2 separate regions of the Homo sapiens genome follow, and region 2 is linked to region 1. The links are chromatin loops, found by intact Hi-C in ENCODE. Cell type or tissue: PC-9. All regions are shown on one strand.

Evidence for each region. A loop is a pair of places that touch in the nucleus more often than their neighbours do. Peaks named below come from ENCODE experiments on the same cell type or tissue, not always from the same donor. Only the 100,000 strongest peaks of a DNase experiment are listed, where the experiment ranks them.
Region 2: a loop joins it to region 1, with 6 times the contacts of the local background. A loop is called at or near these places in 3 of 110 quality-filtered maps.

What each region holds. Positions count from the first base shown.
Region 1 is chr7:80,560,224-80,568,223 of GRCh38, forward strand. No RefSeq gene overlaps it. Among named protein-coding and RNA genes, the nearest start is that of GNAT3, 52 kb to the left of the region's middle. In PC-9, no CTCF peak of the experiment used is centred here; a DNase peak (open chromatin) is centred at 3,898; H3K27ac peaks cover 533 bases.
Region 2 is chr7:80,495,842-80,503,841 of GRCh38, forward strand. All of the region lies in intron 1 of GNAT3 (G protein subunit alpha transducin 3), which reads right to left. All of the region lies in intron 2 of LOC107986812 (a long non-coding RNA gene), which reads left to right. Among named protein-coding and RNA genes, the nearest start is that of GNAT3, 12 kb to the right of the region's middle. In PC-9, no CTCF peak of the experiment used is centred here; a DNase peak (open chromatin) is centred at 3,590; H3K4me3 peaks cover 336 bases; H3K27ac peaks cover 2,165 bases.

The sequences.
Region 1 (8,000 bases):
GTTTCTGTGATGAATCACATTTATTGATTTGTGTATGTTGAACCAACCTTGCATCCCAGGGATAAAGCCTACTTGATTGTGTTAGATAAGCTTTTTGATGTGCAGCTGGATTCAGTTTGAAGCACTTTGTTGAGGATTTTTGCATTGATGTTTATTAAGGATATTGGCCTGAAGTTTTCTTTCTTTGTTGTATCTCCGCCAGCTCTTGGTTTCAGGATGATGCTGGCCTCACAGAATGAGGTAGGGAGAAGTCCTTCCTCCTCAATTTTTTGGAATAGTCTCAGTAAAAATGGTATCATCTCTTCTTTGTACATCTGAATGTATCAGCTGTGAATCCATCTGTTCCTCAGCTTTTTTTGGTTGGTAGGTTATTTATTCATAGCACTTTATTGTTCTGTTCAAGGATTCAGTTTCTTCCTGGTTCCATCTTAGGAGGATGGATATGCCCAAGAATTTATCTATTTATTTTAAATTTTCTAGCTTATATGCATAGAAGTGTTCCTAATATTCTCTGATGGCTGTTTGTATTTCCATGGGGTCAGTGGTAATATCCCCCATGTTGTTTCTGATTGTGCTTATTTGAATCTTCTCTATTTTCTTCTTTTGTTAGTCTAGTTAGCAGTCTATTTTATTCATTTTTGCACCAAAAAAACAGCTCCTGGATTCATTGATCTTTTGAATGGTGTTTTTTTTTTGTCTCTATCTTCTTCAGTTTAACTCTGATTTTGGTTATTTTTTGTCTCCTGCTAGCTTTGGGATATGTTTGTTCATGGTTCTCTAGTTGTTTTAGTTGTGATGTTAGATTGTTAACTTGAGATCTTTCTAACTTTTTGATGTGGGCATTTAGTACTATAAATTTCCCTCTTAACACTGCCTTAGCTGTGTCCCAGAGATTCTAGTATGTTGTATCTTTGTTCTCATTTGTTTCAAAGAGCTTCTTGATTTCTGTCTTTATTTCATTATTTACCTAAAAGTCATTCAGAATTAACTGGGTGTGGTGACACATGCCTGTAATCCCAGCTGCTCAGGAGGCTGAGTCAGGAGAATTGCTTGAACCCAGGAGGTGGAGGTTACAGTGAGCTGAGATTGCACTACTGAACTCCAGCCTGGGGAACAGAGCGAGACCCTGTCTCAAAGAAACAAACAAACAAACAAAAACAAAAGTCATTCAAAAACAGGTCATTTGATTTTCATGTAATTGTATGGTTTTGAGTGAATGTCTTAGTCTTGATTTCTAATTTGATTGTGCTGTCCAAGAGACTGTTTGTTATGACTTCAGTTCTTTTACATATGTTGAGGAGTGTTTTATTCTGACAATGTGATTGATTTTAAAGTATGTGCCACTGGCAATGAGAAGAATGTATATTCTGCTGTTTTTGGGTGGTGAGTTCTGTGTGTCCATAGGTCCATTTGATCCAGAGCTGAGTTCATGTCCTGAATATCTTTGTTAATTTTCTCTCTCAATGAAGTGTCTAATATTGTCAGTGGGGTGTTAAACTCTCCCACTATTATTAGGTGGAAGTTTAAGTTTCTGTGATGGTCTCTAAGAACTTGCTTTATGTATCTGGGTGCTCCTGTGTGCTCCTGTGTGGGAACATATATATATATTTAGGATATATATTTAGGATATATATTTAGAACATATATATTTAGGATATATATTCAGGATAGTTAGGTTTTCTTGCTGAATTGAACCCTCTACAATTACATAATGCCCTTGTCTTTTTTTTTTACTCTTTTTTGGTTTAAAGTCTGTTTTGTCAGAAACTAGGATTGCAACCCTGCTTTTTTCTGTTTTTCATTTGCTTGGTAGATTTTTCTCCATCCCTTTATTTTGAACCTATGTATGTCATTGCATGTGAGATGGGTCTCTTGAAGACAGCATACCAATGGGTCTTGGTTCTTTATTCAGCTTGCCACTTTGTGTCTTTTAATTAGGACATTTAGCCCATTTATATTTAAGGTTATTATTGATATGTGTGGATTTGAACCTGTCATAATGATGTTAGCTGGTTATTTTTCAGAGTTGTTTATGTGGTTGCTTTATAGTGTCACTGGTCTTTGTACTTCAGTGTGTTTTTCTAGTGGCTGGTAAAGGTCTTTCCTTTCCATAATTAGTGCTTCCTTCAGGAGCTCTTGCAGGGCAGGCCTGGTGGTGACGAACTCCCTCCGCATTTGCTTGCCTGAAAAGGATCTTATTTCTTCTTCAATTATGAAGATTAGTTTGGCCACATGAAATTCTGGATTGAAATTTCTTTTCTTTAAGAATGTTGAATATTAGCCCCCAATCTCTTCTGGCTTGTAGGGTTCAACTGAGAGGTCTGCTGTTAGTCTGACAGGCTTACCTTAGTAGGTGACCTGGCCTTTCTCTCTAGCTGCCTTTTAACATTTTTTCTTTCATTTTGACCTTGGAGAATCTGATGACTATGTGTCTTGGGGATGATCTTCTGATGGAGTATCTTACTGGGGATCTCTCCATTTCCTGAATTTGAAAGTTGGTCTTTCTAGCTATGTTGGGGAAGTTCTCATGGATGATATCCTAAAATACGTTTTCCAGGTTGGTTCTGTTCTTCCCATCTCTTTCAGGTACACCAATCAGTCATAGGCTTAGCCTCTTTGCATGATCCCATATGTCTTGGAGGTTTTGTTCATTTTTTTTTCCACTCTTTTTCCCTCTTCTTGTCTGCCTGTCTTATTTCAGAAGGACAGTCTTCAAGCTCTGAGATTCTTTCCTCTGCTTGTTCTATTCTGCTATTAATAATTGTGATTGCATTATGAAATTCTTGTAGTGTGTTTTTTCAGCTCTGTCAGACTGCTTATTTTCTTCTCTATACTGGCTATTTGTCTGTCAGCTCCTGCAATGTTTTATTTTATCTTTCACTTCCTTGCACTGGATTATAGTGTACTTCTGTAGCTCAGTGAACTTTGTTCCTATCCATGTTCTGAATTCTACTTCTGTCATTTCAGCCATCTGAGCCTCAGCCAAATTTTGAACCCTCACTGGAGAGGTGATGCAGTCATTTGGAGGAAAGGAGGCACTCTAGCTTTATTAGTTTTCAGCATTCTTGTGCTGATTATTTCTCATCTCTGTGGGCTTATCTACCTTCAAACTTTGAGGTTGCTGACCTTTGGATGGGTTTTTTTTTCTTTTATCTTATCTGATGACCTTGAGGGTTTGATTGTGATATAAGGTGGATTCAGCTAACTGGCTTCATTTCTGGAGGATTTTAGGGAGTGAACTTTCAGCTCCCAACTCCTGGACTGCATGCTGTAATTCTGGGGGACTTGTATTGAGCCCCGACTTTGTTTTCTGGCTCCTTGAGGTTTGAAGTTTACTATGCCAGGGGGACCAAGGTGACCAAGGTGCAGCAGCCACAACCAAGTGTTAGTGGGTATAGGGGTGCCTGCCTCCCTGTGGGCATTCACCACAGTGGCAGATGCAAGGCAGTTGGAGGGGGAGCGGGTGGTGCCCCGATGGAGACTGTATGCTGTTGCACAGGATGTGGTGTTGGTTTGGGATGGGGTGCTGACCACCTGCGTGGGAGGATCCCCTGTTCTCTGTGCACCATTAGCACAAAAGCAGGGTGCTGGCAGGGATGGGGCTTGCTGGCTGTATGCTCACCAAGGCTCCTTTTGCAATGCTGGTCGACAGGAGTCAGAGGAAATATTGCACTCCCATGTACTGGTGGGGCAATTAAAGCAAAACCCGCCTGTACAAACTTGTGCCAGCAAAGTGATGTGGGGAAATGCCATGGGCACAGGGGAAGCTGCAGTCTGGGGAGAAAATGTGAGGGCTGGTGCATGGCCTTAGGGGTTGCCTTGCTGGAACTCTTCACTGGTCAGGCATGGTTCACTAGCACAGAAGCTATCTATGGTATGGGCCCCCAGGGCACCCAAGACTTCCTTGTAAGTAGGCGTGGCCAGGCTGGGGCCCCAAGAGAGGCCAGCAGACTAAGGAGTTCTCAGGTCAGACCAGCCCTATCTGATGTACAAGACTTCCCCACAGAGATCAGGTTTGATAATTCCCCAAGGGCTAATGTCTTTTATGGAGCAAGTCGAGCCTAGGGGGATGGCCATCCCTGGCCACTTCCCAACTACAAACTCTCCTGCACCAAACCCTCTGGGCACAACATGAGCTGGCTTGCTGATCCATCACTTTACTTGTCTCCTGGGGGCTCAACCCCAGAAAGACACAGGTTAGCAATCGCTCAGTGTAATCAGCCCTGTTCTGTGCTGTGGGCCCAAGCCAGGGGTTCCCTCTCTGGTGACAAGAATTGTGGGTATGTGGGACCCTACTGTGGGAGATGGACTTGCCTTGTCTCTTTGGTTCGACTGCAGCCTATTGGAGGTGTGGACAAGGTACTTAGGGTCTTCGCTCCTTTATTAATTCAAGGGTAGCAAGAATGTTTCCACTGCAGAGGCAGTGGCAGAGAGGCTTTCACTTGCCTCTAAAGGCTCTGTCTGGGGAGCTGCTGAGTTGCTACTGGCTCAGTCACTCTGGCAGAAAGTGGCTAGAGGCCCAGACCTGGAGGACCTGCCTGGTAAGGAGACAGGGGAACAGGTATCCATGTAACAGTCTGGCCACTTTTCCTTAGGGCTGCTGTGCTATGCTGGGGGTCTACTCCAGTCCCTAGTCACCTCAGATTTTCTAGTACCTGGAGATATCATCAATGAAGGCTGTGAGACAGAAAAGATGGCAGCCTGCCCCTCCCTCTGGGAGCTCTGTCCCAGGGAGGTATGGGCCTGTTGTCAGCACAAACACACGTGTAGGAGGTAGCTGGAGACCCAAGTTGGGAGGTCTCACCCAGTCAGGAGAAATGGGGTCAGGGACCCACATAAAAAGGTAGTCTGGCCATGTTTTTGTAAAGCAGCTGTGTTGTGCTTAGGGTCCTCTTCAGCCCCCAGTCACCTCAGACACTCTGAAGCCTGAAGGCTGGAACGGCTAAGTCACCCAAACAGCAAGGATAGAGGCCCACCCTTCTCCCTGGGATCTCTGTCCCAGGGAGGCCTGAAACCTCTGTCAGCTGGAGAAGACTGGTGGGGATAGGTGGAGACCCATTAGGAGGGTCCACCTAGCGATGAGGAATGGGATTGAGGCCTGCTTTAGAAAGCAGTCTGGCCACATTTTTGTAGAGCAGCTGTGCTGTGCTGGGGTACCACTTCTAACCCTGGTCAGCTTGGGCTCTCCAAAGCCTGAAGGCTGGAAAGGCTAAGTTGCCCAAACAGCAAAGATGGTGGCCTGCCCCTCCCTCTGGGAGCTCTGTCCCAGGGAGTCTTTAAATCTCTGTTGGCCAGAGAACACTGGTGCGGGTGGCTGGAGGCCCTGGTTGGGAGGTCCCACCTACTGAGGAGTAACGGGATTGGGGACCCACTTAAAGAAGCAGTCTGACTATGTTTTGGTAGAGCAGCTGTGCTGCACTGGGGGAATCCCTTTTGCTCTCAGTTGGTTTGGACTCTCCAAAGCCCAAAGGCCATAATGGCTAAGCCACCCAAACAGCAGAGATGGCGGCCTGCCCCTGCCCCTGGGAGCTGAGTCCCAGGGAAGCACAATGCTGTTACCAATGGCTGGCTGGAATTCCAAGCCAGCGTGTCTTATCCTGCAACATAAGGTTCTGTTCCAAGCAGAACCTGCAAACCATCACTGCTCAGCCCCTTGGATTCAGCCTTTTTCCTAGGGGTATGTACAGGGGTCTAACCTCCCACTTTGACAAAGTTGCAGCTAATTTTGCTGGGATGCCCAGAAAGCCAGAGTATTTAAAGCTCCCGCGTCTCCATGCATGCATGAGTGGCTCCTTTGCTGAGACAGATAGCTCTTTGTGTCAAACTGAAGGCCCTGGTGGGCTGGGTTCATGAGGGGACCTCCTGACCTGAGAGTTGCAAAGATCCATGGGAGAAGCATGGGTTTCCAGGGTCGCACATTCTTTTACTGCTTCTCAGGGCAGGGGAGCTTCTCTTTGGCTCCCTGCGTGGGCCTTCACCCAGCCTTGCCTTTCTCCATTCTCCTTGGTCTGAATTGTTTCCTTGATTAGTTCCAATGTGAGTACCTAGATGTTTCAGTTGAAGGTGTTGTATTTACTTACCTCTTCTGTTCCTCTCCATGAGAGGCACACACATTAACTACTTCTAGTCGGCCTTCTTGGCCACTCTTCCCCAACCCCACTATTATTATGTTGCTGTCTATCTCTTTTCTTAGGTCTAGTGAGTTTTCAAAAAATCACCTCATTAACATAAACTCAGATGTGGTTAAAAAGGGATTATTATGAATAATAGAAAATGCTCCTTTACCTTTATTGCTCTTATCACTTAGGAAATTCTAAGTGTTTTAGAAACTCTGCGCCAGAAATGGGACAAAGACCAAATGTATATTTTTTAAATTATAAATCACAATATCACTGTGTCTAACTAGGCTTAGAATACTTGTACTTTATACTTACCTGGTCCAATTTGCATAATGTTATATTCTCTTTCACTGTAGACAGAGTGACATTCTGCAGAATGTAAAGATGATTATGCATCCTGTGTACTGTATTATGAAAGAGACAGACAGCAAGCAATTTAACATAGCCTGGTCCATGATCATAGCCCGCTGCCCTTCCTATGTAAGAGCATAATGATTTATTTATTGTATTTATTGATGGGGATTGCCATATATATATATAAATACATATATATATATATAAATACATATATATATATATATATATATATATATATGCCAGATCAATAGATATACACTAAGTATCATATGTTGTGTTCATGTGTTCAAATAAAAACAACACATCCACATTGCAGCTGCAATGGAGGCCACCCGGTTAAGTCTGTGGTAGACCATTGCCAGCCATAGAGTTTTTGCAAAAGCCGTTCAAATGAATTAAATGGGAATGTCAGGATAACCATCACACGTAAATTTTTGAGGAGGGTACTAAACCTTGCAATTCTACTCAGAATATGGTTTTGTTTCTGAAGTCTCAGAAGTGAGAAATTCTATGGGCATTCTCTTGTTTTTTCTTATCCTATGCTATCCGATTCTCTTGTTTTTTCTTATCCTATGCTAAGTCGTTAGTATATGCTAACGACTCATTCTACAGGCCAAGAAACCAATATAAAAATTTTGTCAGCTGCAGAATGTATCCACCCCAGTTCAGCACTTAGAGATCAAGGAAATAACCACAGAGTGTCTTGGACTTGGGCTTTAGAGTCTTTTTTATCACCTGTATCTACTTCAACCCATACCCTAACTGGGGAGTCATGCTTCCTTTTATGTCTCCAGGTTATCAATGACAAATTATATGTTGAGGCCCTGAAAAGGTCTAGGTAATTTCCCTACCTTTTGCACAACTATTCTGGTAAATGGTTTGAGGTCCCCTTGGAGAAAGATTGGTGGAGTATTTTATTGTACATGCTTGCTGCAGCGTTGCAGTCTCTCCCTTAAACACAGTCACCTCAGAAAAATAAGTCACCATGTTCAGCCCCCACACCCAGGAGGAAAGGAATTAAGATCTACCTCTTGAAGGCAGAAGTATCAAAAACTTGGTAGGCAAACTTAAAACAAACAAATTGTCTGATTTTAGTTGTTTCAGAAAATATCCCAAAGGTACTCTTTAATGTATATACTCTCTATTATCCTGTTTGTTGTTTTATTTCTCCTAGAATTTATGGAAACAGCACAAATAAAGTAAACTCCTGACTTTTTCTTTTTGGCTGGATATTACACTTTTTGTATGTTTAGAATAGATTATTATTTCCAGCAGGATCACCAGATTATTTCAGGAGGAAATAATCTATTTTAAACTTAGATACTCCAATAACCAGATCAATGTTTTAAAATTCTAGTTGTCAAGGTGTTTTTGTTATTGTTTATTTTATTTTTGTCAATCTCTCTGCAGCACACTTAGCCTACTAAACAGAGTCTCCAAGTAATGACCCAGCCATCTGTATATATATTTTAAAACTTCATACTTAATTTTTGCTGTACTTGGTTGAAAACTGTTGGAGTTTAT
Region 2 (8,000 bases), 64 kb before region 1:
GTATGTCTTCTTTGAAAAATATCTGTTCATGTCCTTTGCCCACTTTTTGATGGAGCTATTTGCTTTTTTCTCGTTGAGTTGTTTGAATTCCTTGTAGATTCTGGGTATTAGTCCTTTGTTTGATGCATAGCTTGCAAATGTTTTCTCCCATTCTTTAGACGTCTGTTTACTCTGTTGATTATTTCTTTTTCTGTGCAGAGCTTTTCGTTTGTCCCATTGGCCTATTTTTGTTTTTGTTACACTTGCTTTTGAAGTCTTAGTCACAAATTCTTTGCCTAGGCCAATATCCAGAAGAGTCTTTCTTTTTGAGATGGAATCTCGCTCTGTCACCCAGGCTGGAGTGCAGTGGCAAGATCTCTGCTCACTGCAACCTTTGCCTCCTGGGTTCAAGCGATTCTCCTGCCTCAGCCTCCTGAGTAGCTGGGATTACAGGTGTGCGCCATCATGCCCAGTTAATTTTTGTATTTTTAGTAGAGACAGGGTTTCACCATTTTGGTTAGGCTAGTCTCAAACTCTTGGCCTCAAGTGATCTGCCTGCCTCGGCCTCCCAAAGTGCTGGGATTGTAGGCATGAGCCACTGCACCCAACCCACCCTATTTAAATTTCTAATTCGACTCTCACCCACTCAGTCTTCATTTCCCTATTCTACCTTCACTTCTTTCCTAACACTTTTCTCCTAACACTTTTCTTCTTCTACATGCTTAGGAATAATTCATATATTATTTAAAAATGTTCCTTTCATCACTGCAAAGTAAATTTCACGTTGCAAAGAATCTCTATCTGCTTTGTTCACTGATTTAGCCAAAGCACCTAGAACAGTGCCTAACTCAGTAGAATCTCAATAAAACAAATGAATTCTTTGACTCATACTTCAGAAATGAGATTTTGTCCTTTGTACTGCGCATCATTTTTTCCTCACTGAAATGTTTCTGCATGATTTACAATGTTTTCTTAAGCCTCGATGAACAGATATAGCTACACCTAAATTTAGTTCTATTCAGGACAACTTTTCTTTTTTTTTTTTTGGTCATAGCCATATGTAAATATATCTAGTTTCTGCAGTTGTCTGAAACAGCTGTCCACCTTATGTGATAGTGAGGAAATAAGAGTGGTAAAGCTATGGGAAATTATGTTTCATTTTCTGGTGGTGATATATAGATTCTTTCCCTTGGGAAAACTTCAAGAACACACCTCTCCATGATTTTATGCTAGTTGGCTCTCCATCACTGATAGTGAAATATGACAACAAAGTTGATAGATGCAAAAATCAAAGTAACTTGCTAAAATTTCTTTACATAATCAAACACAAACTGACAGATTGGGTATAACCATCTCATTTACTAGAGGCTGCAATGCCCAAGAATGAAACAGTTGAGAATAAAATAAAATCATCTTGCCCATTTTCCGAAGACAACTGACCCTATCATTTTGCATGGCTGAGAATTGTTTGTGAGAGTGGCAACTCATTCAAAAATGAATGAGCTTTGCACAATAGTCTGGTTTGCTGGCTTTAAATAACTCACTATTTTGCTGTAGGAAGTGCATCACTTTGGGAAAAGTCATACAATAATATTATAAAACTGTCCTTGATAGGTTTTATTTTAAAATCTCTAACAATGGAACTGAATATTCGAAATTCTAGCATCATCCTGTACAAATGACAGAATATCAGAATATCTTGTTTCTCTCTCTATATATATACACATATACGTATATACATATACGTATATACATATACGTATATACATATACGTATATACATATACGTATATACATATACGTATATACATATACGTATATACATATACGTATATACATATACGTATATACATACATATATACACACACACTGTCTTAAATTACAGAGCAGTGGGGATGTGGAAGAAAAGTCAATGGGCTCAGTAGGAACTGCAGTACTTGCTCATGCAGGTATGTTTAATGTTGTATTTTGTTCAACCAAAGTATTCAACTAGAAATGAGAAAAAAGTCTCATTTCTGAATGTCAGTTAAATTTATTTAAAAGATGATATAATTTCTACAATAAAGTGAAAATAATTTAGACCACTTTCTTTTAAATGAATTGTCTATCTTGAGATATTGAGCCTAATGAGAAAAAGTGTGTCAATGATTTTCTAGAATTGTATCAGCATATGTATTATAGAGAAATATTTTATTGATTAAGAACCACTTTTAGGCAGATTAAAAAATCACAACCGAATTTTATTTTATTCACTATATGTTATTGACTAGTTGAAAATTTATAAATTTGTGAAAAAAGTGACTTTTAGACTGTGTCAGTTAATGTACATTCAGAATGGTCTTCTGTACTTCATAAATATGGCCATTTGGTAATCATACAGATAACACTAAGTTGTGGCATTTCCAAAAGTATTTCTAAGGCTACAGGGTATGTTATTGTATAACAATTATTTGTAACTTAGCTGGTAATTCATGCTGTGTTTAAGGTAAGCAGAATAATCAATCACTTTTTTAAAAATGGCATGTACTTTTAAATGAAACTACATATTAAAAGTTAATATTTTCCCTTGAAAGCCTTTAAAAAGGTGTCTGTACCATCCTTGCTTTATGTAGTGACTTCAGTCTTCTATGTAAAGGTCCAGTATAGTCAATTACAGCATTAAGAGGAAAATTCCTAAAGAAAAGCCTATCTACTTAAAATCTCATTTATTATTTGGAACTCTATTGCAAAGTTATTTCAAAAATAAATTATTGAGCCCCATTCTCACAATAATTCTAGGTCATAGTTCACAATAGTCATTTCAGTCTTGTGAGATTAGATCATGTTACAGAGCCAAATATAGACATTATAACAGCATGTTCACATCCGCTGATGGTGTCCTGAAATAATCTCTTCCTTCCAAATTGTGGTCATCGCTAATATTAGTTTCTGGGTCAAGGGGTACCAAGAGAATTTTAACAAGATATGCATCTGTTTCTTTGAAATAGATAATGTTACAAATAATTAAATATTTAAATTTATACTTAATTCATACTTAGATACTCATAAATTATTTTATTTTTAATAAGAATAAGTAAGGAATCCTGTTCTACATTTTTAAATCTGAAAATATTAAAAAGAATTTTAAATCTACCCAATATTTATACATGTAACTGAACTTCAATTGAACACACACAAGGCTTGATTGCTCATTTTGGATGACTTGTTCAAACAGGCAAAATGAGATTACAACATTGTGACTTGTAATCACACATAAGATTTTTTTTTGTAGGTGGTCTTAAAAATCACATAATTGTATAGTAGAAAGAAACCTTAGAAATCAACCAGCTATGCACATCTCTTCAGTCTATGCGTGAGAAAAATGAATCCAATAGAGATTATGATAATCATCCAAAGTTTCAGATCTGTCTTCAAACAAAGAAACTATGTATTCTGACTCTTACTAAAGCTGTGTCATATCGCTTTCTTTTTTAAGTAGGCACTGATAAATACCAAAATGGTTTCAACACTTTAGAAATTATTTTAAATGCATTTTTTATAAATTAGTATGAGAGCGGTGTACTTTTTTTGTTGGTTTGTTTTGAGACAGAATCTAGCTCTGTTGCCAGGCTTGAGTGCAGTAGCATGATCATGACTCACTGCAGCCTTGGCCTCCTGGCCTCAAGCAATCCTCCTGCCTGTCTCACAAACTGCTGGAATTACAAGCATGAGCCCCTACACCTGGCCTTGAAAGCAGTGTACTTTCAGAGGCATACTGGTATTGCTGTGTCAGCTTATCATTCACAGGTAGACTGTTGGTATAAAAGATTTTTAGGGTAGTCTCTTTTGAGCCAACTTAATTTTGTTCCATGTATTATTTCTCCTTTTTATGGAGTGACATCAAAATTCTCTGTCCTTTGCACATGACAGCCCATCACATAGCTGGATTCATCATGTTTTGGAACTAAATAGATATGAGCTTGCACTCATCTCTGACTGTGACTAAGTGTCTTGATCAAATTTGGTCTCACTGAAAGTCAGTTTCCTCTATTATAAAATTGGGCTAAAACTTGGGAGGATTAGATCACAAATATAAATTACCTAGAACATACACTAATATATAGTGAGCTTTAAGTATTTTCTATTATTTGAAGAATGTGCTCATATCCTTTTAAAGAAATATTTCAAGTATAATATGATCCACTCCTTTACTCCTTTCTTGTGGAACATGATTTTTAGATTATTTGTCCTCTGAACCATACCCCATGTAAGAGCCAATGTCTTTCCGAAATGCAGTACTGAAAATTATGCTGTAGATACCAGATTTATGAACAGCACTGACATTCTGCCACCTAGACCTGCCTCACTCCTGGTGGGCTTGTTTATAAATAAGTAATTTTCTTAATAAAGACCATGATTAGTTTGCCTCCTTTTTTTTTTTTGGCCTACACTCAGCTTGTGGTAATTAAAGTTTTTCTACTTTTTTTCACATCTCTTACCAAACAGATCCTCCCACAAACCACGTGTATCTAATTGATTTTGAACCTCAATAAAGATATTTATTAAATTCCATTTTGCTTATTTGCGGCAAGCATTTCTGCTAGTAGAGGTTATTTGGAAGTCTGACTTGGTTTTGTCACTATATCCTTCCAAACTGAATCTCAAGTTTGAAATGCCTGCTTTATCCCCCTTCACCAAAATCCCTGATAGGAGTATTGAAGAGAAGGTCAAGGGCAGGAAACTATGTCATACTCTAGGGTCTATTCTGTTAACAGGAAACCTATTAATCATAAGTCCTTGTTCACTATCTCTAGTGAACAATGCTAAATGTTGGCCATTAGGTATGATAGTTACTGAAGGTTTTTGTACCTACAGTTTATCTGACTAAGGAAATTCTCTTCTATTTCTACTTTAATTGGTGTTTTTTCAATCAGGAATTGATAAGGAATTTTATTTAATTATTTTTTGGCACCTCCTGACATTCTTTTGATTTTTCTCTTTTAATTTGATAATGTAGTAAATAATGTTAATGATTTTCTAGTAGTATTTTAAACATGCATTGTTGGGATAATCCATCTTCCCCCAAAAGTCCCCCCAACCTTTTCTCTTTTTGCATTTTATGTATTGCTGGCATTGGTTGGCTAATATTTGGCTTTGGTTTTTATATTTATGTCTGTGAGGATGATTGACCTGCCATTGTCTTTGTCAAATTTTGTTGTCAAAGTTGTCAAATAATAAATTGAAAAGAATTTTCTAAAAATGTTTATGTAATTTTGAAATGCTCTGCCCATGGACTGTTTGATAGAATTCCCTTATAAAGCAATATGAATAAATTTGCAGATAAATTTGTACATTTTCTTTTGCCAAAAAAACACATTGTTTATTTTTCCCAAACTTTTTATTTTGATAATTAATTTAAAAACTTACAGAAGTTCAAGAATATAGTGTTATGGAAGCCCGCATTTTATACCCTTCCCCTTTCTGAATTATTTGTCCTGTTTGCTTTCTTTCTCATATGTATGTATACATTTACATATACATATATGAACATAGTTTTATGTTTTGTTTTGCTGAATCTTTATTAGACATTTTACCCATAAATATTTTGAAATGCATCTTCTAAGAATAAGACAATTTTTCTACAAAACCAAAATACTATTTGCATGCTTAAGAAAATTTATATTAATTCTAAATGTTATCTAATACTATATACTCCATATTCAAATTTATCTGATTGTTTCAAAAAAATGTTTCCCATACCTTTTTTGTTTCTTGTATTCATGATCCAATCAAGTTTCACACTTTCTTTTGTCGTTATGCTTTTTAAGCTCTTTTAATTTATAACATTTTCCTTGTAATATTTTTGTTATTTTGTTTTGTTGACATTGGCATTTTTCTAAAGTCTAAGACAATTTTCTAAATATATTCAATTATCTGTATTCTCTGATTAGATTCAATGTAAATATTTTAGATGAATATTGTATAAATAATGTGGATTTTCAGTTTGTCATATCAGTAAACATATGGTGTCAGATATACTTATATGACTACAAGTACCTATTTCTGTGATACAGAAAAAATAAGCATCATGAATCTGTAAAATTCCTCATCAGCCAAACTAAGTATGTTTCATTCATGAGAAAGAATATTGTAGCTATATACTATCTTTCCTTTTTAATGATCTTTTATTTAGATATTCCAACTTTCCATTTTATACTTATTTTTAAAATATCTGATAATATTTATAGTGCCTATAGTTACCAATAATGTACTGGATACTTAAAAATTCACTAAGAGGGTAGATCTTATGTTAAGTGTTCTTATAATAATAGTGACAATAAATAAGAGGACAGGAAACAACTTTTATAGGTGACGGAGAAGTCTACTGTGTGGATTGTGGTGACGATTTCACAGGTGTATACTTATCTCCAAGCTCATCAAGTGGCATACATTAAATATGTATAGCTTTTGCATATCAAGCATATCTCAATAAAGTGGTTTAAAAATGTTATATGAGCTTTCTTGGATTGTGAGAAGCATTTTAACAGATATTTCATTTTTCTTTTCTTATTAACATACCTTTTAGGCTAAAAAATGACAACACTAAAATACAAAATTACATGATTTTTCCCACACAGGTCTGTTGCAGATATTTGTCTAAGTGTTCATTAATTGTGGGAATAGTCATGTATACTATTTTTTAGTATAAATACATATTGCAACAACGATTTTTAAAAAGGCCTTGGTTAATCACATGGTTTGCCTATACTGATATCTGGACAAAGGAAAATATAAAATAAGGAAAATGGAGGATTGAATTTATCAAGCATGTAGTTCTTACTAGAGTTATCCCTCCTAATTTTCAGACCCATATGTTGATCTAATAGATATCCATTTGGTCCTGCTAAAAAAAAAAAACATAGGTTTGAATATCCTAAATTATCATCCCTTTCCCTTTTCCCCAGCCTCATATTTATCCTGCATTTCACATACCAGTGAATAACATAATCAACCATAACCAATTCCACCCCAATCACTCCTCTCATTTACCGTCCACATGCAGTCTGCCACCAAGTTCTGTCACTTTGTCTCCTAACATTCCTCAAATCTTATTTTCAAACTTAAAATTTCTGCATTAATTCAGAATTGCATCAAGAATTTGCACAATAGTAACAGTTTCCTAATTGTCCTACCTACCTTTATCCTCCTCATTAAATCTTTGAGCCATAGTATAGCCAGGGTAGTCTTTATTTTTTTTAAAAAAAGCCAAGTACTATCATTTTAGTTACATAGTTAAAAAACCTATCAATATCATCTTATTGACTACAGATACAAAATAAAATTCCTATGCAATAACATATAAATGACTTTCTTCTAGCTCATTTCTACATGCAAAGGTATACCTGTGTTCTAGCCACCATGAACAAATCACAAGAATATTTTAGATTCTGATTCTGTCATTCTTCCATTCACCATACATGCATTCTTTCCTGTGCCATAATTCAATAAAGAACAAAAGCAGATATGTTCTTTGTTCTCATAGAAATTAGAATGCAGACATTAACTTAAAACTGACACATACAAATAAAAGGCTTTGCTTGGCTGTAAATAAACATTTGATATTTGGAAACCAAACTATATTCTTAAGTTGTCATTTTCTTCTTATCTATATCATGAAAGTAATATCTATTTCATAAGATTTTCTCATAGATTAAAGCAATAACAGAAGCAGTAAAGAGAAAAATATGAGATTTATGCCAATAGAGATAGAGCTAAAACTAAATCTTGTGACAACATTGACTTTTGGACAATGGAGAGGGAATAGTCATAAAGCTAAGGAGGATTGAAATATCAAGTGGATATAATGGGAAAGGACATAACAAGGCACCTCATGGAAAACATAAAGATACATGGGCAGCAAAGTAAAGTTGGGAAATTATTTTGAGATCTCCCAAAGTGTGATCAGGTCACTGACAGATACAAGGAATTTATGAATATGGGTCAACAAATTGAGCAAAAGAAAGAATTTTAGAGTCATATC